Regions from separate parts of the Homo sapiens genome. Here region 2 is linked to region 1. A link is an interaction called in ENCODE POLR2A ChIA-PET data of the cell type or tissue named here. Cell type or tissue: PC-9. All regions are shown on one strand. Links, peaks and the distances in the headings refer to the core of each region. The heading gives the core; the rest is flanking DNA.

What was found. Peaks named below come from ENCODE experiments on the same cell type or tissue, not always from the same donor. Only the 100,000 strongest peaks of a DNase experiment are listed, where the experiment ranks them.
Region 2: POLR2A ChIA-PET joins it to region 1 with 5 read pairs; 2 of 35 experiments call an interaction of 5 or more read pairs at or near these places.

The regions. Positions count from the first base shown.
Region 1 is chr13:40,447,115-40,459,838 of GRCh38, forward strand. LINC00598 (long intergenic non-protein coding RNA 598) reads right to left here. Exons shown (of 7, transcript NR_024507.3): 6 at 3,950-4,089. Among named protein-coding and RNA genes, the nearest start is that of LINC00598, 28 kb to the right of the region's middle. In PC-9, for the core only: no CTCF peak of the experiment used is centred there; DNase peaks (open chromatin) are centred at 5,957, 6,417 and 6,637; H3K4me3 peaks cover 303 bases; H3K27ac peaks cover 2,552 bases.
Region 2 is chr13:40,102,807-40,115,530 of GRCh38, forward strand. The region is part of intron 3 of LOC124903162; the gene reads right to left. Among named protein-coding and RNA genes, the nearest start is that of LINC00332, 73 kb to the right of the region's middle. In PC-9, for the core only: no CTCF peak of the experiment used is centred there; DNase peaks (open chromatin) are centred at 6,625 and 6,925; H3K4me3 peaks cover 561 bases; H3K27ac peaks cover 1,710 bases.

The sequences.
Region 1 (12,724 bases), core at 2,844-10,843:
TTGAACCCAGGAGAAAGAGGTTGCAGGGAGCCAAAATCATGCCACTGCCCTCCAGCCTGGGCAACTGAGTGACAGAGTGACTTGATGAAGTGAGACTCCGTCAAGAAAGAGAAAGAAGAAGAAGACAGAAAGAAAGAAAGAAAGAAAGAAAGAAAGAAAGAAAGAAAGAAAGAAAGAAAGAAAGGAGAAAGAGAGAAAGAAAAAGAGAGAGAAAGAAAGAAAAGAAAGAGAGAAAGAAAGAAAGGAAGAAAGAAAGGAAAGAAAGAAAGAAAGAGAAAGAAAGAAAGAAAGAAAGAAAAAGAAAGAAAGAAAAAGGGAGAAAGAAGGGAGGGAGGGAGGGAAGAAGTAAGGGAGCGAGGGAGGGAAGAAGTAAGGAAGGAAGGAAGGAAAGAAGAAAGGAAGGAAGGAACCCTGCCGACACCTTCATCCTGGACTTCCAGCCTCCAGAACTGTGGAACAATCAATTTCCAGAGGGATACATTCCAAGAACTCCAGTGGATACCTAAAACTGCAGCTAGTACCACACCCTATAGATACTATGTTTTTCCTGTACATACATATCTATAAAGTTTAGTTTATTAATTACATGCAGTAAGAGATTAACAACAATATCAATAAAATAGAACAATATACTGTAATAAAAGTTATCGTGCACTGTGGCTGTAATTTTTGCAGTTCAAGGGGAGACACGAAAACTAGCTTGAATTTCTTTTTCCATCTTTATCGTTTCACAAATAGAAGATTGGTTCTTACCATAGATCTTAGCAACCTCAGCATACTATTTGTTTCTTTCCTTATTAAGTCAAGAACTTTCACCTTTTCACTTAAAGGAATCACCTTACGGCTTCCCTTTGGCAGATCAGGGCCATTATTAAGTAAAATAAGGGTGACTTGAACACAAGCACTGTGATACTGCCAGGCTATCTGATAACAGAGCCAGCCTCTAAGCGTCTCACAGGCAGGTAGTGCCTACAGCTTGGATTCACAAGACAAAGGGAGGATTCGGTCCCAGGCTGGATGGGGTGAGACAGCAAGATATTTATTTCATCATGCTACTGAGAGTAGCACATGATTTAAAACTTATTGTTTATTTCTGGAATTTCCCTATTAATATTTTCAGACCACAGTTGACCATGGGTAGCTGAAACTGAAGAAAGCAAAGCCATGGATAAGGGGGGTCGACTGTACTTTGTTACTGCAGCCCTAGCAAATGAATAGAGGTGATGTCAGTACATTCAGTCCACATAGATTCCTGGAACAGTCTGCCTCGTTATTTGAGGTTTCTCCCAATCCATGCAAGGCTGGTTCCTTCTTTCCAACCAAACCTTAGTTCCTCCATGCCCCTTCACACCCTTCCTGACCACCCAAGCTAAACAACAGCCTCTCCACCTCCTTCACTCTATTCCACTGCCTGATTTATTTTCTTGATGGCATGTCTCACTCTCTCATCTAGTTGTTTGTAGATTTAACATCTTTCTCTGCACCCCTACAATGTAAGCTCCATGGGAGCAAGGTTCTTGTGTGTCTTGATCATAGCTATGAATTGCAGCAGAAGCTGAATACACATTTGTTGGATAGGAGCACAAAGTAAAGAAATTTAAAAATTAGAAATGGGACATCTCGTTATTCATTTCTTAATTGTTTATTCCATATACACTTATTAAGAATATGTGAGTGTCTGGAACTCTATAAGATTCTGAAGGAATTCAAAATAATCTGAAGTCCTAGCCATTGATAAGCACAGAAAACTACCAAAATTGTCCCATGCAATTATAACTAGAAAAGTGTGGTTACATCCTGTAGCGTCTGAAATCAATTTCAGCATCACCACCACCTCACACCTAACCTCTTCCTTCTTTTGCCTTTCTGTGTGCAGCCTCCTGAGAAGGAGGACAATGCAGCCAAAATGTGACTAGATCCTCCCTGAGGAATAAACTCCCTAACTGTCCCTTCCTCCCCAGTGCCCAAGGCCCAAACTCATGAACCCCAAGAGAGCCTCAGGAAAGCCTCAGCAGTTTTAGCTCCCCATGCCATCTTCCTACCACATGAATCTCTCTCCTCCCACCTCCAGATGAGACAAGGCTCTCAGGGGCAGATTGATTTGGGAGCAGATTGAATATTTGTGAGGATGCCTCCTGCTGTTTCTACCTAGATTAGCTTCTGAACAGTGGCTAAAGTGATGCCTCTTGCCATTTACAGCCTGGACTAAATGGAACTGCTGCCCACCTTATCCCTATCTTCACAGGGCCTGCCTAGGCACAGGTACCCCTACAGAGTTGCCTCAGGTTGGAGCTGGGGAAGAGGTGTTGCCTGTGTCCCCTTCACTCAGATCCTTGATCTTGTGCTAAGAAAGTGCTTTGGCCTTAGGATCAGGGGACTCTTTGTGAATCCGGCCACTGCTCATCCACTCACCAGCTGTGTGAACTCACAAACTTTCCAAAACACTCTGAATCTATTTCCTTCATTGGGCAATAAAGATCCCTACCTCACACCATTGCCATAAGGAGGAAGATATGAGATAGCACCTATTAGATGCCTCTTCTATAGTAGGTAATATCTGTTGAATATGAACCTTTCAGTTGTATATATGGAATAGACATCCTTTGTAGTTATAGGCAAGACTCATCTTACATAAAGCTTATGGCAGTGAGAAGGCTTTACCAATTTTAATTTGAATGGGTCACAGATTATTTAGGAACAAGTTGGACATGGGGGACAAAAGACAAATGACCCAGGCCTGGAGTGGAAGGGGTGGTGAGGAGCAAGGAATGAATATGGAAGCTAGGGGGAACCATGCCGTAAAGAGGTAAAGTTCTAGAATACCACTGGGCCACAGTCTAAAAACAGCAGTGCAGCCCATTGTCTTGGAGTTGAGAAGCTAGAATGGCCTGGATTCAACTGCTATACGTGGAAACAAAGGGGACTTTTCCAACAAAAATAAAAAACATAGAGCTGTGACTCAACAGTAGCAGAAATGAGATGAAACTAAGAAAAGTAACTTCTAAAGAAGGCTGGCTTTGGACACCATGAATCTACCAGGGATCCCAAATATTCTGTAGGAACTAGTCAGAGAACACAGAGGACTGAAATAGGGGCCAGAGGAGGGAAGCAGGTGAAAAGTGCTTGCATTGTGAGCAAACACGTTGCGTACCTGGTGACTGCCTTTAAAATACTGCCATGTGGCCCACAGGTCACAAGTTCATGACCTCTGCCTGCAGACCCACCAATTTCCTATATCTATGTAGTTTGTGACCCCACATTCTTCTCATTGCAATATGCTAATTTCTTGGTGAGATGGGCTGCTGGGGTGGACGTTGTTGACAATGGGAAATGGACACAGCCAAAGAAGAGATGAGACAACCGATCTAGGCCATCGTCATGGCAAAGGACTCCTATTTAGGAGTCTGGAGGTTTCATCTTCATAGTGGAAGAGGCCTCACCAGCTTCTGATTTTTAGTTCAGCCAGCTAGACTATTCCTCACCACTAAGGTGTACATTTTTGTTTTTAAATCCATGAAAATGAGATTGCGTATTTACGAAGATTTTCTTATATTTAAAAAATAGTATAACCTAGTTCTAGAAGATGACACAATTGTCTCTCTGGGGTGCCATCTTTACCTGTTCCACTGAGAAGTAGTCATCACTGGGTGGAGAAGCATGATTGCGAGCTGGTCCCATGAGCTACGCAAGCCTGACTGACACCATTGCAAAGCAGAGATTGCCTGTTCTGACATAATCACCACCACATCTCTGGCCCAACTTGCCCACCTGCAAGTGGCTCCCATGCAGATCAAGCAAGAATGATGTCACCAACCAGTCTTAGAAAGCATGTAAAGTAAATGGCATATATCTATGGGCCCCAAAACTGGAACATCCAGGAAACAATCAAGTGTCTCTTCTGGGTGTCTTGGTGGTCCCTGTGGTCTTACCCAAGATGATGAGCAGATACCTGGGGTGTAAGAAATCAGGTCCCATCTTCGATTGGACTTTTCATTTGTTGAATGGCTGTGGACAGGTCTCTTCACACCTATACTTGTTTCTCATTTGCAAACAGGAGAATGATCTCTTCCAACCTCATTCTTGAATGACCTGGAAGGTTGATTAGCACATCCTAATTCACTCCAGACTATGGAAATGATGCAGCACTCCATCATCATCACGGACATCGCACACCCATGGGATTCATAAGTTACATCGAAATAATTAAATCCTTCCCAGTGGCCTTCTTGAAAATAGTTGTGATATGGAAATAAAATTAACCTCATAGATAAGCACCAAACTACCATATTGAAAGAGGTTTTTATTTGGGGGTCAATTTTCTCTCTAGGTTTCCATCATATTGCTCATCACAAGCAAAAATAATGAACACAAAACCATCTTAATACCCACAGAGCTGGAATACACCACATCATCACTATTGAAGGCAGATTATAGATAAAAGGAGATAGTTGAAAACATCATTTACATTGCCTTGGATTTGTTTATTACTGAGTAAATGAAAGGAATTTTACAATAATAGAAACATAAACAATAAAACCGTTAAGTCAAGAATAAAATAGCAATTGCTAAATAATAAAATGGAAGAAACAATACACCAAAAAGTCTTGACCAAAGATTGGTATTTTAACAGAGTACAAGGTATAGCTCTATACATCCATACTTGCTGTTCTTTTATAAATTTTTTAAAGTTGCTCTTTCTCAGAATTATAAGAATGATATTCAAGTCTAAAATGCCTAGCTTTAACCTGCTAGATAAAATTGGATGTTCAAGGAAAGAAGGATAGAGGTAGATGTAACCACAGATTCTGAATTTAGTGTAAATTCTTACCTTACTTTTATCTCCCTCCCTCTATTCCTGACCAAAAAAATTTTTAAGAAAATGTAAAGGAGACTATCTTACAATAATAACCCTATTGTCTCACATGCTTGCATTTTCTTAGTCCTAAATTCTTCTGTGACCTTCCAGAGGAAAGACCTTGATGGCTTGGTTGTCCTCATTTGACACATTAGCCACTGCTTTCACATACAGAAAACTGGAGTCAGGTGAAATAAGCATTTATGGAATCACTTTCAAAATACACAACCCTGTGTTTTCAGAAAGCAGTCTGTGCCACAGGCCCATCAATTTCTGTAATCACATCTCCCACTGGCTAGACACCAGTCAGAACATATTCAAAGAATTCAAAGGCTTCTCAGTAAAAGACAAACCAGCTTGAATTTGGTTCCAGTATTCAGATGGGGAGCCAGCAGCACTTGGCAGTCCAGGAGCTCAGTAAGTGTCCCCAGGGACAGTTGCAAGGGACTGATCTCTCTATGGTTCCCCCAGCCACAGGAGGAATCAAGAAGTTTTATTTCCTCCCATGTATATCCTGAGGCTTGAAGGTCCTGTCGTTCAGGACACAGTTTGAAGGAGGAAGTTGAGTGCTGTTCCCTGTGGTATGACCCCTGCACTGAAGACTGACCAGCAGAAGTTCTAGCCTGGTGCTGGGTTCCATAACAAATCTGCTGAAGTTCCGTCTTTGCGTAACGGAGGCTACCGTCTGTTCCTGAGCACAGGCTGGAGAGAAGGGTCTTCGCCTCTTCAGCCAGGCTTAGCGCTGGCAAAGAAAATGAGCTTCTTTATACCATGACCCTGAGTAGTAGAGACAAAGCCATTTCCTCCAGTCCCATAAGAAGTGGCACAAGAGGCAGCTCCAAGAAAATGGGCATTTTAAAAGCATGTGTGTTTGTGTGTTTCAGTTGCTTGAGAAATAACTTCCAGGTCCTTCTCAGGCATGCTACAAAGCTAATGCCATGGGTGATTCAGCCTGAGGACGGCAGTGCTGTTGCCCTTCCATAAGCTCCTAGAGCCATGACAATGTCCTCCCCCAGAGGTGCTGCAGTGAAGCCCACATTTGGAAGGCAAGACACACTCCTATGTCACACAAGCTTTCAGTCATGACACAGCCTACCTCACAGCTGAGGTGCCTCCAACCCTGTATTCACTGGAGTCGTTCAGGTGTGTGTTCTGTGAAACTGATCAGCCTGTTTAATTTGGAACTTGCCTATGATTGCCCCATCAGCCTATGTTATTCTGGGCTTCCAACTGTACATTTCAGATCCAGTTTTCACATGCCTGAGAAACTGTGTTATGAGACAACTAAGATATTTAAGAACTTTTATAAGCATTTTCACTGAACTCGCAAGTTTGCTTAGAGCAGTGGTTGTCAAGGTAGGATCCCTTGGCCTAGGTGTGCCAGCATTGCCTGGAAACTTGCTAGAAATATACATTCTCAGGCCCCACCCTAGAAACCCAGGGGGAGGAGCAGCAATCTGTGTTTTAACAAGGCCTTCCATTGATGATTCAAGTGTTTGGAACCACTGGCTTCACCACGGTGGGGGAAGGCAAATAGATACACATATGAAATCTCTCAGTATCATCTGAATGTAGAATAATTTTTCCCACTAAGCAAAAGCCAAGCTTCTTGTGTTAAAGTAGGAAATGAAACATAGGGTTGAATTTCACTTCATGGATCTTCGTCAAATCTGTTTCTCTTGGAGCAGAATTCTTAACCAGGCAAATAAAACAGAGCAGAAAATGCCCTGGGGGATATTTTAAACACCCCATTGTTTTTGGCACAGGAAGACATAGTCTTTACCTCTCAGTTGCCTCCAGGCAGCTCCTGTCAGACAACTCAATTAGACTGATGTGGGAAGCCGACAGGTTTGCGGTTTATCTCTTCCAATGCTGGCTCCAGCATGACCATGTTCTTTCTTTTTTTGAGACAAGGTCTTGCTCTGTCACCCAGGCTGGAATGCAGTGGCGTGATCACAGCTCTCTGCAACCTCCGCCCCCTGGCCTCAAAAGATCCTCCCTTCTCAGCCTCCCAAGTAGCTGGGACCACAGGGGCATACCACCACTCCCAGCTAATTTTTATATTTTTTGTAGAGACGGGGTTCCACCAGGTTGCCCAGGCTGTTCTCAAACTCCTGGGTTCAAGCGATCCACCCTCCTTGGCCTCCCAACTGCTGGGATTACAGGCATGAGCTATCATGCCTGGACCAAGACCATTTTCAAGATCTAGTAAGAAAGTTGGTGAAAAACGACAACCACATAATCTGTGTCACAAAGACAGATAAAATACTTTCCAGTTTATCTGGTCACCTCTCACTGAAAACAGGGATGCTGCTTGACACACACAAAGATTTTCTTGGTAACAATATCGAATACCATGACTGGCAGCTCCCTCTGAGAAAAATGGTAGGTGAAATAGAAAGCTAACCTATCTAATGTTTGTTTCCCTTCTTTTTCTCATTAAATAAAAAAGCCAATATTACAAATACTAACTCTGTCTTTCAGAGACTAGAGAATGTTAACTCTATTTCAGAAACCTGAAGATAAGGTCTTCCCTTAGAAATCTGCCAATGGTTTTATGGTTTTCATCAAGGAACCAGTGGCCTGGTTGAAAACTTAGCAACTTGAGAGACCTTAAGTCTCTCAAAGGATATAAAATCCCATTTTGTCAGAAATACCAGACTTGTTCAACAAAGATGTTCAGTTTTTTAAAATATGAATAACATTTGAGTTCTTATCTCACGTCTGATTTCTTAATTATTCAGTTTAATTAGTTGCTATTTAATAATGCTAAAACTAATCAATAAAAAGAAAGGGGAAACTGTAATGTTGCTGTCTCCACCATTATTTAAATATAAAAGAACTGTCTTTCAATGAAGTTCATAGGATTAGTTTCCAATTCTTATTTTTCTTGAAAATCCATTTTTTGGTGGAATAATGTTGTTATGTAGTTTGCTAAATACTTGCTTTTTTATTAAATTTAGGAATGGTTCTTAAATGTTTTATATTGAAATACTTATCATTTTTTTCCTATGCCCTTGAGGTGATGTGTTATATAAATTGATTTATTAATATTTAATTATCTGTACATTCACAAATAAGGCATATTTGGTCATTTATTATTTTGCTGCATTGTTACACTAGAGTTATTATTTAGCATAGATTTTTAATATCCTATTATAAGTGAAATTGAGCTGCAGTTTCTAATTTTGCATTCTTTTTGTTAGGTTGGAGATTAACATTCCAAATACTATTTCTTAGATCAACGATGAAAATTTTAATTAACAGTAAAGTGTTATGGGTGTCCCTATCATTATCAACAGACAAATAAGTAAGGAGCAAATAAAGACACCAGTTCTAATGGCCAGATTTAGTATTCATATTATATGTATTCATATATGTCTGTGTATTCTAGCCAATACAATATCAAACAAACAAAACAGATGCATGTAAGTGGAAAGAGATAACATTTCATCCCAATATATAATTGCCTGTGTAAAAACAAAACAGACAGCCAGGCGCAGTGGTGCACACCTGTAACCCCAGCACTTTGGGAGCCTGAGACAGGCAGATCATGGGGTCAAGAGATCGAGACCATCCTGGCCAACATGGTGAAACCCCATCTCTACTAAAAATACAAAAATTAGCTGGGTGTGGTGGCAGGCACCTGTAGTCCCAGCTACTCGGGAGGCTGAGGCAGAAGAATTGCATGAGGTTGCAGTGAGCCGAGAGTGCACCACTGCACTCTAGCCTGGCAACAGAGCGAGACTCCATCTCAAAACAAAACAAAACAAAAAAACAGGTATAAACACACATACATAAACAGAAACTTAAAAAACTAAAACTACAATAGCTTTTATATTTTTGTGTATTATTATACATATATACATACACACAGAATTGGAAAACACTGAAAAAAATTATATAATTCACAGTAACAACAATACACAAAATACCTAGGTTTTACTTAAGGGGAACTGTGTAGGACATGTAGAAAAAATATATTTAACAGAAGAATGTAAAGAGAAAGCTAATCAGGCCAGGTGCGATAGCTCACACCTATAATCCCAGCACTTTGGGAGGCCAAGGCAGGTGGATCACGAGGTCAAGAGTTCCAGACCAGCCTGGCCAACATGGTCAAACCCCGTCTCTACTAAGAATACAAATTAGCCAGGCGTGGTGGTGCATGCTTGAAATCCCAGCTACTTGGGAGGCTGAGGCAGGAGAATCACTTGAACCCAGGAGGAAAAGGCTGCAGTGAGCCAAGATCACACCACTGCACTCCAGCCTGGGCAATAGAGCAAGATTCCATCTCGGGGGAAAAAAAAAAAAAAGTGAGAAAGCTAATCAATAACCTCGTCAATGTTAAAGAGATGTCAATTCATCCCAGAGAGATCCAGTGGATTCAAAATATTTCTCAACTAAAATCCTAGCATTCATTAAGCAATTTTACATTCTAAGAAAAACTGCTCTGGAAGCTTTAGGTTGCCAGGTAAGATACTCCCACCACGAACTAATCAGGCAAATGCCCAGAAGAACTTCAGCCTTCTCAGGCAACGTTTACGGAGCTCATGACTTTGGGCAAACAGCAATCACAACACTGGCAATGAGAATGCTGTGCACAGTCCTGGAGCACCTGGCCAGAATGTGGAAGCACTGGCAGGTGCCCAGGGGTACTCAGGTGTGCCACCAGTAATGAGAACAGCTGGTACCCAGTGGGGAGCCATTGTGGGCAGCAGCAACTGCTCTGGGCAAATCATCCTCAGCTGGTCCTTAACATCACTACCCAGCAACAGCAATCCCCATTGGAATGCTCAAGTCCCCATCTGAGTGCTGAACAGCTGCAGCCTGAGGCTCCAAGGGAGAGTACTCTCTGTGGACTATAGAAATGGTAGGGAGGAGACAGCCCTGGGCCAGAGGATGCAGCTAAAAATCTCTGAGCAAAAACCACCTCCTGTCAACCACCAAAGGGAGAAATGGAGTCTAGTCTTGCTTCTCAAATTTGACTATGTGTCACTGTGACGATAACTCTTATGTCTTTATAGAAGGAAGAGGGATGGAAGGACTGGCCCCTGCCTGCTCCAAGCACTGCCACTGTGTAATAGGACAACCATAGGTTGACAGGTACCCAACAGAGTACGGATCAGCACTGCCCAACTCTGGGACGTGCCATTCTACCATATCCACAAGGCCAGTGTGAATGCCAAGCCACAGAAGACAGCAGAGCATGGGCTGAGTCGTCAGTGGGCAGGAACAGGGCTTCCCCTACAGAAGCCCGGGCTGCAGCCCTCCCAGTGGTGTTCAGGCCCCTCAGGCACACCAGCAAGACCGTACTCTTTCCCCACTAGGCCACCGAAGAGAACCCTGGAAGGGAGCAGGGCGTGTGTGAGGTCTCTGGTTTGCTGTTTGACTCCTTCTGGCATTCAGTTCCATCCCTCTCCTCCCACCCCTCCCCAAATTCCACTTACTTCAATATCTCCATTCAAATGCCTGCTTCTCTTCTAAGAGAGGCATATTGCCCCACCCTCTCCTTCCCCACTTACAGAGAGCTCTATCAGAATTTACCCCCACGTTCTCTGGCACTTTGCTTCAATCTCCAGCAGGGCACTTGCTCTGAGCTGCCTTTCCTTCTAGTTAGTTGAGTTCAAGTCTGTGGACTGCAGACTCCATAAAGGAGCTGGGACCATCCCCTCCTTTGGTGCCTGGAACAGTAGTTTGCACAATAAATATTCTGAGGATGCTCAATAAATATTTTTTGAATGAAATTCATTCCTTCTCTGCCTGTCATTGAGTTGTGGAGGTGAAGAAAGTTCAGGTTCTTTTGGCACTTCCTTGGGACCCTCCGGACCCAAAGCAGTTAAGTTCTTGTGTGTTAATGAGATGAAGAAAAGAACCCAGCCCTTGGGATCCCTGGTTGTCATCTGATTATGCTCTGTTTGGCTTCTTGCAAAAAATGCCCAAGCACCATCCGCTTGCTCCAGTTCTGCTTTCATTCCAATGCTTGCCAGAGACCAGCTTAATTTAATTTTGCTCCCACAATGTGATGTTCACACAAAAATCTTGAATGTTTCACACTTGCCAATGTTTGAACATGGATTTCTTTTACACTCTCCGTTATATTTTCTTCTGGAGGCTTAGTTTGGCAAATTCCGCCATTTCCTTTAAGAGAAGTGCTGTCTCTGCCAATAAAAAAAATGTTTCAAGCCAAAATCCTTTCTTCCATACATACGTACAAGCAGAGTGTATACACCTCATGCATAATCCAATGCAGGATCTCACTGTCCTATGGAGGGTGTAGGGGGGAAGAAGGTTGGTGGTGTCCTTGCTCACTGGGACAGTCGCCCAGGGGACACGAGACATATACAGCCAGTCTCCTTGTGCCTACCAGGGTCTGGCAGCCCATTAGAAGGAGCCCAGCCCCAGCAAATTAGGGGTTGGGTAAGCAGCTGTGGAGCCTTTTACTTCAGGGATCTTGTCATTCGATGCCTCAGCCTTAGCTTTCCAGTGCATGCACACATGAGCACGTGCACGCATGCACACACACACACACACACCCTGCTTTTTGCCTGCCAGAGAGCAAGAAAGCTATTGCCAGCCATAGGACAGCCAAGAGCAGAGTTGCAGCTGCATCCAGGATGGTCCTGAAGGAGAGGGGTGGAAAGCGCTCTTCTCCCAACCACGCTCTTTGTCCTTAAGGGGTGTCCAAATCACTGATGCAGCCTGAAAAGAAAATGTACACGCACGCTGAACAAACTCTGGTGCAAGAACCAAACAGGACCCCCTCATTGCCTGAAAGCTATTCAGTAGAGGGTGATGTAAGACAATTTAATCCTTCCGTGGGCAGAGGACCTTGTGCACAGAGGGGCAGAGCTAGTGCAACACGAGCTCACTCCCATGGAGGAGTCCATGGCAGAAGGCACAGTTCACTGGCAGGGCACGATCCTAGGGTCATTTTCAGGATTCGCTTCGCAGCTGCGGTAGCTACTGACGTGGGAGTAAAGGGTCTCTTCATTGCCTTGTAGGTGGTTAGATGTCTGGACAAGTGTAGTTCACAACATGCCACGGCAACTAAAAATGATACAACAGCAAGACAAAAAAGAAAAGTAGGAAAAAAGAAAGGGAGAGAGGGAGGGAGGGAGAGAGGGAGGGAGGGAAGGAGAGAAGAAAATTTTAAGTCTCCACTTCCCGCAGACTTAAGCATTCTGGTAGAAGAATCAGCGTATCTTGCTCAGGAATAAAGTTGCCTGTATGGAGGGATGAGAAGCAGAGGTGTCTCTGAGGCCCAGGTTGATGGCAGCCCCCACAGGTGTCAGGTGAGAAAGAGAGAACTTCCAAGTGTCAGTGCCACAGAAGGACCCAAAAGTCTCTTCCTCACCTCATCAGCTCCTAAGTCTCCGTGGATACGGCTGGGTGGAGCGGGAGGATGATCACAGGGTTTAGAGACAAAAAGCTGAGATATTGAGTCCTTGTTCTTTTCTTCCTTATTATACAATTGTCACGATTATAAAAAAATTCCTTTAGCCTCTTTGAATACAGGGTCTCGTAGGTGGTGGCCACAGGGAAACAGGAATTTAAACTGAAAAAGTAAACTGGAAATGGCCAGCTGCTGATCAATGGGCAAAACGTTCCAGCTAAGCAGGACTTGGAAGCTCTAGAGATCCCTGTACAACACTGTACCTGTGGTTAATAATGTATTGTACACTTAAAATTTTTAAGAGGGTAGATTTCATGTTAAGAGCTCTCACTAAAATAAAATAACATAACATAAACTGAATCCATCAGCTGTACAGCAAAAGAAGTCAATCGGAGCAAAATCTTCACAGCCCAGTTTGCCAGGCACAGAACGCTGTGGCCCTTCTCTGACGGTTCTGCCTCTCGAGGAGATATTGG
Region 2 (12,724 bases), core at 1,805-9,804, 350 kb before region 1:
ACAATTCCACTCCCTTGTGTTCACACTCCAGGGGAGGTTCCAGGAGAAAACTGTCTCATGTCCCCTCTCTTTTACTGGTACTGGTGATTACACAGCTGTTCAAGTTAAGATGGCTCCCTACCATGCATCCAGGGCCCACTCTGGCAGGGAGAGTGGCTTACCCGCTTAACCTGGCATGCCGAGGTCTCGGCTGTGCCCCTGAATCATTGCTGAGTGCGTCAAGGACTCCAGTCCCCAACCCTCTGCAGGCCTGACTCATGCAGCAGCTTCCCCAGAGTACGCCCACGGGCTCCAGGTACTGCTCACAAGCTGGTCTCCTCCTCCACGTAGACACACAAACAAAGCCAGTTACTAGGCTTGCTAAGCTCTGCTTAAAGTTACAGGGCCTTGCCTTTGGGGCCGCAGGCTGCCTCATGCACGCCTCTCTTGTTGTGGATGCTGGGCTCTTCCATGACAACATAGGAAACCCACCAAGGGTCCCTTTCACATTGATAATGATGTTATGAAATCTGCGGCCAATCTTGAAAAATGCAGTGCCTTATGGGAGGGGAAAAAGAGGCTGGGAGGGCAAGGGAACTTTATCAAGCAGCAACCCCAAGGCCAGACCTTGGACTCCTGGGCCCAGCCTCAGAGACTGTTTCAGGACATATGATAGAAACTCTCGCTACTGTCTTTTTAAAAAGAATCTCAGATGATTCTGATGATTCAGACAGGTTTGGGAACCATTCTCCTGGTACATACGTGTATACACACACACACACACACACACACACACGACTACATTGTATGTAGATAGGACTACATAGATATGACTGTGTTGTCATAGCAGAAATAAAAAACCAGAAAAGAATCGTGCATGTGTGGAGTCTTGTGTGGGAAGGCGGGAGATCTTCCATTAATGAATAAAATGATCTGGAGTAAATCCCTTCTCTGCCCCAGGCCTCATCTGGAAAGTAAGAATTTAGATTAAATTTTCTCCAAGATCTCTCCAGCTCCAATGAATGTGGATGCTGCACATTCTACAAATCGCTCACTGCCTTCAGACTTTAATTTTTTTTTTCAGGCAATCAGTCGTTATTTGAAAAGAGACATACAATTGGAGATAACCCAGAAGGATCTTTTTATTATCTTCACATAGGTGACTAATATTTAGAAGGATAGGTAACAAGAGCAGGTAGTGGGAGTATGAATTAAAGAGGATGAGCTGGCTGAGGTGTAATTGAAACCTTCCCCATCAAGTAAATATAATGAACCCATTGCAAACTGTAAACAGAGAAACTCCCTAGCTGGGCGTTGTGGGAGTTGTCATACGGAAAAGTGTTTATACTGGGAAAAGTAGCCAAGTTGCAAGATGGGATTAGGGGAATATCAGAGTTGGGGAGTAGAAACAAGATAGCAGCCACCAGCGCAGGGAGCCAAGTCTCTTCTCTTGCTAAATTCAGAGGGGCATTTGGGTGCTTCAGGCAGAGATCAAGCCAAGGAGGCAAACATTACTGCCTGGCTTATGGCTTTCAAAAAAGCAGGAATTGAGGAGCATGAGGCCACAGAGGAAGGAAGAGGTGGCATTTCAAGGAAGAGAATCTAAAAGAATTGTCCTGGCTTCCTTCAAGTGCTGGTCACGGCTATATGAGAAGATCAAGTGCTGGTCACGGCTATGTGTGAAGATTCAGCCCCGATGAATAATTATGTATTTATTCAATAGCTAATATTTCCAGTCTGGGAGCTTGAGGAAGACAGAAGTGGGTATATTTAGTAAGAATCCTAGGAAGGTAAGGAAGTAGAACATGAACCAAGTCTACTCGAGGTCTTGAAGGAGGTAACGTCTCAGTAGTTGTGGGTTGAGGCACGTGGATTTCATAAACAGAAGTGATAATTCGCAGTGATTACAAGCAGGCTACACAAATGATGTTTAATGGCTATTACATAGTATTTTCAGTAAATCAAATTTATTTATGTAAATTTGAGGTGCTAATTTCATGTGTGATCTTCCTAAGGGCACCAAGAAAAGGAAACAGTGCCACAGGACAATATTCAGCAAAAGAAACTATCGTGGGGATCTTTTTTTAATGGAACTTACTGCTATCAATGGTGAATCAAATCTTTTCAGGTTCCCTCCATTTTAAAAGGAAAACTAAAACATGGACAAAATGCCATCAGAGTCTACAAATCTCAGAGGAGACAGATGAACCCTCTCTAGCTCTGGAAAACTAATCTTCCCCACGTCTAATCAGAATGCTCCATCCCACCATATGTATTTTGTCATAGATATGCCACCTCCCTTTTGGACAACATCTATTTTTCCTTCATATCATAAGCATGGCCTTCTTTGTTAACCTTCTTTCATGGGTCTCATTCTGAAGACATTATCAATGGTCACTATTTTACATCTCTGAAACTGTCATACCTCTCTTCTGCATTTCATGACTCAGTTCTGTGGATCTCTTATACCCTACATAACCATCATCAGCTTCTTCACTCTCTTGCCATCTGACTTTTGGACTCACGGAAGCCATCAATGATCTCCTCCTTATCAAACTCAATGACATTGCTGGGTTCTCATCCTTAGAACTTCTTCCTTAGCGCTCTTCCTAGCCCTGGCTTAATGAATAACTTCTTCCATTTCTCCTCCACATCTGCTCCCTCATTCTGTCTCTATCAGTGAGTGCAAAGTCAAATGATAGCAGATGTCAGAGAGGTAACATACATGACCAAGGCAGGCCAGAAAGGAACTAGCGCTAAGGAAGTGCTCAACTGAAGAAGGCTGGCTGGCTGCTACCCACCTCTGAACGACGACTATGCTCAGGGGAAAGGAGGCCCAGTGCCATCAGGTGTGCAAAGTTTAAGAGAATCCAGAAATCTGAACTTTTAGGGAGGAAATATCCTCTTCAAACATTAGAAATTAGTTCAAAAAATGTTTTCTTACAAATACTTGCAAGCCAAATTAGGCACATCAGAGTGGAGACCAGCCCCCAAGCTGTGTTTTCCACATCTGCCCCACTCTGCCTCCTCTATTCCACCCCATCAATTACATAAGACCCTGAGGCCAAGAAGGTCCTATGTGAGGTGGGGAGTAACCCACCCATGGACAGAATTGTTTGGTATGGAATGGAGAGATATGCTCTATTTGTGTGAGGAATAACATGCAGGAATTTTCTTGAGGGGGCTGGAGAAGCAGAAAGGGAATTCAGGAAAGACAAATGGAAGCATCATCGATTATGAGAGTCTCTGTTGGGCTTCGTTGGCTGCAAAGGAAAAAGACATATCCAGATTCCCAAAAGTATTGGAGGTAGAACATGACTAGACTTGAGATCCATGGCAATTCTAGCAACCTGATTATCCAGGTAGCAACCAGCAGCAGATGCTTGGTGATTTCTCTCTGGTGTTCCTCCTTAACAAGCCTCAGTTACTGTCAGATTCCAGCTCTCTTATGCACCTTCGTTCCTGGGCTCTCCTTCTAACTAGTGGGCATTTGTCTACATCTCCAGTTGAGTTCCTTCAAAGAATTCCAGTTTGAGCCTAATGATTTTCTGACTTTATTTGAACACTGCTTTAGTACCAGACTACCCACAGGCTGCAAGCCATGTAAAATTTGATTCCGTTGAGTCTCTACTCATGGGTCCAGTGTCTACCCCTGGTCAAATACATTGCAGTGGGCTGGAAGATTGTGTGGTGTGTACAGGACGCAGTCAGCTTGAGGCAACTCTCGTACTAGAAGCCTGGATGAGGCCAGCAGCTAGGGGATGAGATAGTCTTCTCTAGCCAGTGACTCTGGGGATGCCATTAGGAAGTGACTGAAACATTCAGAACAACTAGTGCTGGAACAGGGAAGGAGTTTCAGAGGAAAAAAGGAACTCTGAGATTTCTACCAGGATCTGCAGAAAACAAATTGTTCAAACCTAGTCAGCTCAGGGAACAAGGGTATGAACTATAACAGGGAAAGGCAACATCTCAGAAGGCTGTAATCTCTATCTGGATACTAAATAACACCTGTCCTTAGTGCTGAAGCCATCGAGGAAATAAAGAGGTCAGATAGAAAAGAATCTTTATCTATGCATAGATAAAGCTGGACTGGATAATGTAGCTCAGACCCATCACCAAATGGACTTCGGAATATTTCAAGCTGGAAATAGGCAAATCTACCTGCATCAGTATTAGTCAAACTGAAATAACCCAAGTCTACTCACCCCAGAAGCCTTTGCAATAAGCAAGCAGTGAGCACAGCATATCCTGTGTCTGAGCAGATGCATGAAACAAGAGTTTCTTTTCCCAAACTTGCCAGAGAAATTCAGGTATTCCCCGCTTTTGTGAAGGGTGAAATAAAAGGTCAGATCTTTTCACTTTATGGTTAAGATAGAAATACGGAGAGGGGAAGAATTGTGCCTCCTAATAATTCTCAGGTCAGATTTCTGGGCATTGTTTTGAAAATTCAATGAGATAATAAATGTACTTATTTAGACAAAAATTTTTTGAGCGCTCACCATAAGCAAGGAGACCAGGTCTCTGTCCTCATGGAGGGCAAATGATTATGGTATCTAGGGCAATAAACTGTGTGTATGAAAATGTTTACTCAAGAGAGATTCAGGTCTTAAATGAGAACTTCTTTAGGAATCTACGTAACTTTACTTAGATTTTACTCACATTGTAAAACCTAGGCATGGAAGCATAGTTAAAAGATTAAATCTAATGACAGTTATCTGCTGAGACATACAACCTCTTATATGGAAAAAGTTAGAGACTGACTCTGACTCTAAAAGTCAGTCTCTGACTTCTTTTTTTTTTTTTTTTTTTTGAGATGGAGTTTTGCTCTTGTCGCCCAGGCCAGAGTGCAATGGCACAATCTCACTGCAACCTCCACCTCCTGAGTTCCAGCGATTCTCCTGCCTCAGCCTCCCGAGTAGCTGGGACTAGTCTCTGACGTCTTGAAACTCTAAGCATCAAATTGTGTTTTCTCTAATCATACTCAGACTCTGCTATACAGCATGAGAGTCTCCAGTACTTGCCTGCCTCAGGGAAGGGTGACTCCTAGGCCAGGCCAGGTGGGCCATCTAAGTATGGGTATGTACCCAGTGAGAGAACCCACCTATTTCTATCACCTCCTCTATCTTCTTTAATATTTCCAGCCTGGGAGCATTTCCCCAGGGGTGTCCCCAGCTGGTTCTTCACCCCTCCATATGGAAGATGATAGTGCCACGGGCTTGGCTCCCATGGGAGCAAATGGATCCTTAGTCTGAAACATGAAGCAGGTGTTAACACCTGGTGAAGGTAATAAGTTCAGAGCTTGCATGGATCCGTTACCCTTTCTGCTCTCAGAAGTGCTAATATTTATTCCAGCATGTTCAGCGACATCCTGCCAGACCAGAGTTCTTAACTCTTCCTAGTGTAGTGGTTCTCAAACTTCCAGGCATCAGAATCTCCTGAAGACCTTGTTAAAACCCAGATTACTGGTCCTCACCCCCAAAGTTTCTGATTCAGTTGGGCCAAAGGATTTACTTTTCTAACAAGTTCCCAGTACTGCTAATGCTGCTGGTCAGGGACATACTTAGAGAACGTGAGTCCTAGGGGATGCTTGATTCTTCTGAAATTCCATGCTTGATCTGTCTGTATGTGCCTGTGTGATTTTTGTTCTAACGTGTGTTTCATAGCTTTCATCAGAATCTCAAACCAACCAAACAAAAGCCAGTACCTTTAAGAGCATCAACTAAGGCAAAATACCTAGAGGAATGCTGATCTCAAAAGAGAATACACAATGGTGCCAAAAATACAAAAGCATTGGATAGAGCAAAGTTAGCTCCACAACAAGTGCTCAGAGTTATTGGGTAGGAGCTGGGTAATGGCTGATAGGCACAATCAAAATAAAGGGATTTGAATAGAAATTGATATTCTCACCCTACAAGAATTTATTTTTAATTATAGATAATTATTCTGAATTACAACAAGATGATTTGAAGCATTACGCTAATTCAGGAGTAATAAAGCATGAATTGCCGATGCAATCTTTAAAAATGTAACCTATCAGTCAACACTGGAACAGCAACAGACAAAAGGCTATGATCTGACATTATTATTTTATGGAGTCACAGTTAAAACTAGCCTTCGATTTACTCTTTACAAGCCCCCATAGGGCAATGAGAGATGCCAAATACCTGTGGCTCCATGTGGAGCCGAATGAAGATCTATATCCCTGCAGGCTGCCCTCCCCACTGGCTGACTCTCAGAATCCCTTGCTTTTTAGAGGCAATGGAACACAATCCATACAAGCACAAACTAGTGTCCAGTCAGAACTTGGCTCAAATCCTATCTTTGACCTTTACTAACTCAATGACCCTAAGCAAGTACTTCAACCTCTCTGAGCCTTAGCTGCCTCATCTGTTAAATGGGAAGGATAGCCTAACATACAGGGTTCTCCTGATGATTACATAATATAATTGGTAAAATGCCTGACAACAAACCATAACTTGAATCAGGTCCTGCCCTGTACTATGATGGAGCTAGTAGAATCATATTACCTATTATATTTAGGAAGTAGAAGTAAGTCTTCCAAGGAGCCATCTCAGACTCAGTGTCATTTAACAGGATACAGCAGGCTGCCTAGTTTTCATATAGCTAACATTGCATAAGCATTGTGGCTCACAGTCTAAGAATGCTACCCGAGCTTGCAGGCCAAGTGAGATCCCTTTAGTCAGGGATGGGAGAAAGTAATTGCTCAGTTGCTGACTAAACATCTGCCCAATGTATATTCTCTTTCCTGAATCTAAGAGACCACAGACTGACGAAGAAGGAGAAGGGAGAGGGGAGTAGGTTACAAATGTCTCCCATATAGTGAGTGCTAATTTCTATAGCAAGAAAGCAGATACCGTGGCTACTTTACTCAAAGTGAAAATACTTCATAAGGAAGGGAAAAAAAACAGGATTGAGCACCATCTATGAGTCAGTTTTGCTTGCACGTAATTACATAATGCCCTTTTTTGTAGAGGAAAAACCACAATAATATTGCCTAAGTTCATGGAGGCAATGATTAGTAGAGGCTGGATTAAAACCTAGATCTACCTCACCCCAAATTTCATGTGTTTTTGGTTAAGCCATTCTGTCTTTACCAAAATAGCCAACTTCTTCTACTTTATAGCATTGTTGTTTTAAGTTGAAGAAAAGAAAGATGGTGGATACATAAAGAAGAAAGACCAGAATGTGCCTACAATTGAAAGTAAGTTAAGAAAAAATCACCTCCCCATACGCAATCAGAACAAAAATTAATGGCCAAACACACAAAAGCACTTGACACAAAATACATGATCAATCTCAGAGCACAAGATCTTCTTTATCTCTTTTTTTGGAACTCAGAGAGTCAACCTGACTAAATGGTGAAGGCAATGAGGTCAAGGACCTGTTAAGGGCAGTGGAGAGTTGGAACTAGCTGGAGCACCCTTGGCTGTCAAATTCAGAGGGAAGGCAACAAAAAGCTTTGCCTGGTGAGCTTGTATTGATCTTTGAGAATAAGGATCTATGTAGATAGACCTAAATTAGTTAGGGTAGACCCAGAGACAGATCTCTGTACTTGGTTTCAGCCAAGCATTGCATTTGGATCAGGGTGGCAAAAGGGCCTTAACCAGAGAACAAACTGCCATAGCAACAGGTTAAAAGACCATGGAGAGTTGATGGAGCTAGAGGCCTAGTAATTTACACTACAGAGGCATGAACCTGCTCAGCCCAGTTGGCTCTAAGCCAAGACTGCAACCTGGCAGCCCACCAGCCAGAAGGGGCCATCACACAGACAGGCTTCTTGGTTTGATCTTCCTGGTGTTCCCTTGTGGGAAAAATATGGAGCTAGACGGACATAGTCCAACTTGATTGCTTGCCTGCCCCATGAAGGCATGAGTTTGAAACTCTTGGTTTTAAGTGGACATTACTCCTAGGCAATAGCTTGGGGTTATCAACCTGAAAACACTCATCATTGAAATTGTAGATATTGTAGACATAACTGGAATTCAGAATCTGCATAACAGAATGGACAATGAAGAATATTTGGTAAATATAGAATACATACAATGTTCACCTTCTCATCCATACCTTAGGTCTAAGGAGTACCCATTATGGGTCAGAGGTTATGCTCAATCAAACTACAAAGACACATAAGGTATAATGACTACCCTCCAAAGGATTGTTTAGTAGTGTAACTGGGGAGGTAGCCTGTGCGTAAAAAGATTTATAACAATGCCTTGGCATCTGTTAAATGCCAAGTAAGAAGGTAGACAATAAGGGAGAAAGGTGCACTGTAGTTCATTGTGGTCTGAGATGGTTTAGGTTGGCTTCGCAAAGGAGGTAGAACATTAACTGGATCTCGGTTAAAGTTAGGTTTAGATGAGTAGAACAAGAGAAACGAGGGTACTCCAAAGAATAAAGGAGAGGCGCCAGAAATGTGCGTGGCAAGGTTGATGATAGTGAATAGATCAGTCTGGCTGAAGTTGTGAATTCATACAGAAAGAGGAATGTGCATTCAGGAATTTTAAGAATAATCTCACATTCAGATTTGGAAGACTATATATCATATTACAGCCCCTAATTTTTGGTTTGGGAAACTGTGATCATCATAAACCCTGATAAAAGCTTTCAAGCCAAGAAAGCAAGTCCTGTTTGTCATTCTATCATTGTGTCCCTATCACAGTATTTGGAACTTAGTAGGCTAAATGAGCTAATGCAATTTGTTCTCTATACTTTAAAACTTATGTTCCTGATAAATATTTAATTATCAAAAATCATATAGGGACTTAGGGGTTAAATTTTCAGATGTGCAATTACAAAGTTTTTTTTCTTTCTGGAATTAAAAATACATATATAAGAGCATAGCTTTAAGAAACCAAACATCTTTGAGCAAAGCCATTCATCTAGCTTAAGAAAGGCATTTCTTTTCCTATCACCATGTAAGGGCAGAGTTGCTCACATTTTCTTATCATTCACTAATGAGCCAAATAAACTACACAGCTTCTCCAAGCGGCTGTGCAGGGCAAACTTGAACATTTTCTTCCTTAAGAAGTTATGATTACTGGGTGGTTTTAGAATACAGTTGTTTGGAATAAACAGTAGGTGTAATCCATTATTCTTAATTAATTGATCCCATCATATCCAATTCTTGTTACAAAAGCTCTGTTGTAGAAGAAATGCCAATGTTTGTAGTTGGATGAATGAATGAATAAATACATGCAGAAGAACTATTGGTGACCACACTCTAGATGTTTCTCAAAATGTTGTTAGTGAACTACTTGCACCAGAATCAACCAGAATACTGATTTAGAACTCATCATTCTCAAAGGTGAGGCTCAGAAATCTGCATTTTAGTAAGCTTCTAAAATGATTCTGATGAGCTCTAATTGCTAGAATCTTTGCTATAAAGTAGGGAGACAGCAGACTTTGGAAAACAATGTAAGTTAAGCTAAGAAGTAATTCTACGAGCTCCTGATTATAGGGCAGGGAAAGTCCAGGACAGAGAACTCCAATTGTTTTTCTGAGGCTCCTGCTGGCAGAAGCACCCTGAATGTATGATTTGAGTCGGTGGAGGGGGGTGCAGCTTGTAGAGCAAGAAATAGAGAACAGAGTTCAGTCTAGGACACTGAGACCTGCCTTCTAGGATCCAGACAAGCAAGGGTATCATGAACCAGCACAAATGACTACTGCTCCTAGGACGGTGTTGCTGCCTCATGCCATGGCTCTTCCTTCCAGGAATGGAGCAACACAGGCTTGTGGGATGCAAGATGTTCCCTGGAGCAAGACAGAATCCCACAAGGGCAGGTCACAACCGTCAGATCCTTTGGGATCCTTTGGGAAGACTACACAGCTTTAATAAGTTGTTTGGACTTCTATCTGTAGCTAACAAGGATCACAAGGCATTTGATTTTTAGGATGAGGGAGGATGTGTCCAAAAGAGCACTTGAGAAGGTGAATCTGGTAAACATATGCAGATTGTATTGGAAGGGACAGAAATCATAGGAATCCAGTAAGGAGACCACTACCTCAGTTTACCTATTATAGTCTGCCCAGTTCTTTTGATGGCTATCACATTCTCTGCCAGCACTGATTACTTCAGACTGTCTCTCTAAAGTGTAGAAATGATGTCTGACCAATCTTTGTGTTTCCTATTATGTCTGGTGCTGAACTGAATTGAGCACTCTCAATCAACGTATACTACCTCCTAGTAGTGCAAATACAGTTGAGTGTCAATTCAATGCAAAGTATACTAAAAGGTGTACTACCTCCTAGTAGTGGAAATACAATGGAATATTAATTCAATGCAAATCATACTTATCAGCCTTTTTATATTCTTCTAATTATTCAACAAATATTAACTGGATAACAATTTTGTGCCAGACAATGTACTTAACACTGGGAATAAAGCACAGAGAAACAGACACGGACCTGCCTTGATGGGAAGTGCTGTCTACTGGGAGACAGGCATCAGAGGCAGAGAGCATGCAAGGCCATTTCAAGCAGAAGAACACAAGCAAAAGAGTAGAGGCCCCAAGAAGACCTGTGTCCACCATGTTGGTAAAGTAAGGGTCTCATGAGGTGGGGCAGTGGGGACAGAGGGCAAAGCATGGCCTTGAATTTCCTGCAAAGGAGTTTGAAAGTTAACCAATAGACACTATAAAGCCATTGAAGGTTTTTTGGAAGCAGGTGATTTAACTGACAAGGTTTGGGTTTTTAGAAAATAGATTTTATAACAAAGAACAACATAGCCTACAAAAGGTTGACTCTTGAGACAAGTGTGTCAGTTAGAACATTATCGCAATAGTCCAGGTGAAAGATGATAAAGGCCTGAGCCCAAGCATTAACAAAAAGAATAGTCTACAGAGGCCAAAAAGGTCCATATAGGAGATAAAATCTATGCAGCTTATCACTGGCTGAGGAAGGGGAGGAGAGTAAGCTAGAAAGAGTTGAAAAATGTCCCTGTTCTGATGACCACTTGAATGAAGAGAATCTCATTAATTAGATTACGCAAGAAGGAGGGAGAGTTTGTACGAACCAAGCTGGCACATTCAGTTCTGATTCAACCTTCGTGATGCAGTTAAGAGTATCCCATTAAACTTACTGACGTGACCACAGCTCTTAGCTCCTCTGAGCTCTCCAGTACACCACCATTAGTTAACCTCATCAGGTACAAGCTCATTACCTCCTAATGCAGCCACTGTTTGCTAGATGCCTACTTTGTTAAAGTCTGGCAGTAGGTGTCATTTTGGAGTGGGGTAGATTAAATGGTGAATTGAGATATAGCTCCTGCCTTCAGAAGCTCACAAGCCAGGAGCAATCGATGCATGCATCCTTCCTGTGGGCCCGATCATGCACTGAGCACTGGCTACACCAGATGAGTGAGCTGCTGCACCGGTAGATCCACATACAGAAACAAATTAGGTGCCAATGCTGCTCTACGACTAAAATGGATTCCTGTAGCTCACAATTTCAAATGTTAGTTCATTAAGCCCATTTTAGTTTTCTCACTTATTGCTGTTTGTAAAGGGAAAGTTATCACTTTAAACAAAAATATGCCCCCTATCTATTTTACGTGTAGATAATACACAAAAATACTTCATTTGAAATAAGGATTCTGCGGTTTAAAAGTAAACATGTAGTCTGACAGTCTGAAAACCACTGGACTACAGCAGCAGCTTCCCCATCGGCCCAGAAGCCTGGCAAGCATTGGTAAGTCACGTGCTACAGAGCTGCCACACAATTTCCATTCAATTCAATTGCCCAGTCCCAGCTTCGGACAAGTTTGTCTAGACCCAACATGAGTGTCCACAAGATGCAAAAACAGCTGCTTAATTCAATTTAAGAAATTCAATCACCTAGACTTTTTTTTTCCTCTAAGACACCAGCCAAGTGTTTGGACTAATTTTTTTTTATTTCCAGAGAATTTATTGGTTCACATCACATAGACAAGAACTCTATGTCCAAAGAACTTGGAGTTTCAAAGCGACATGATGATGCAATGAGACATTTTGACCAAATTCCATCCTGAATTTGATGAATCCACCCAAAAGGAGAAAAGTGGCTGCTTCTGGTTTGCACCCATTCTCAAGGCAGTGGGGCATAGTACAAACATACCTGGACTGGGAATGTGGAAGTCAGGATTCTCTTAAGGGCTCTGCTCCTAACTGGCTACAAAGCCTGGGCTCAGGCTTCCTCATCTATTAAGTAAACTATTTGAACTGGTTGATTTCAGAGGTTCTACCCAGCTCTAAAAATTCTATAATCCTGAGAACATCTCTTTAGGCATAGTTCTCTAACTTTGCTGTTCTGAATAAACATGATCTGGTCACACTGAAATTTCCTGTCCTTGGTAATTACAATTAATTAGCAGAAATCTATGGCATAAAAAATTAATCGTAGTGCAATAAGGATTATAAAAGCTAGCCAGATGGTGTTGAGATGAACTAAGAGAAGAAACTTCTTTTTCAATTCTAAAGCCCTATTTCAAGTGTTTGTAGGCTTTTTGGACTTGGGTGGTTACCAGCAAGTCATTAGTAGTTTCTGCAAGCAGGACCCAGCCTAAGCTCGGCCTGGCTTTGAAAGAATACGGTCTGGTCTGAAGTTTCATTTGGAGCCTGGTCAGAAATACGCTGTTGATGGTGGTGAGATCTATCTTTTTCTGTGTTTAAGGACAAAGAGTCTTCTGACAAGCCAGTGGAAAGAAAGAGTCTCAATCCAGACAGAGCAAGTCAGGTCTGCAGTGTCTGTC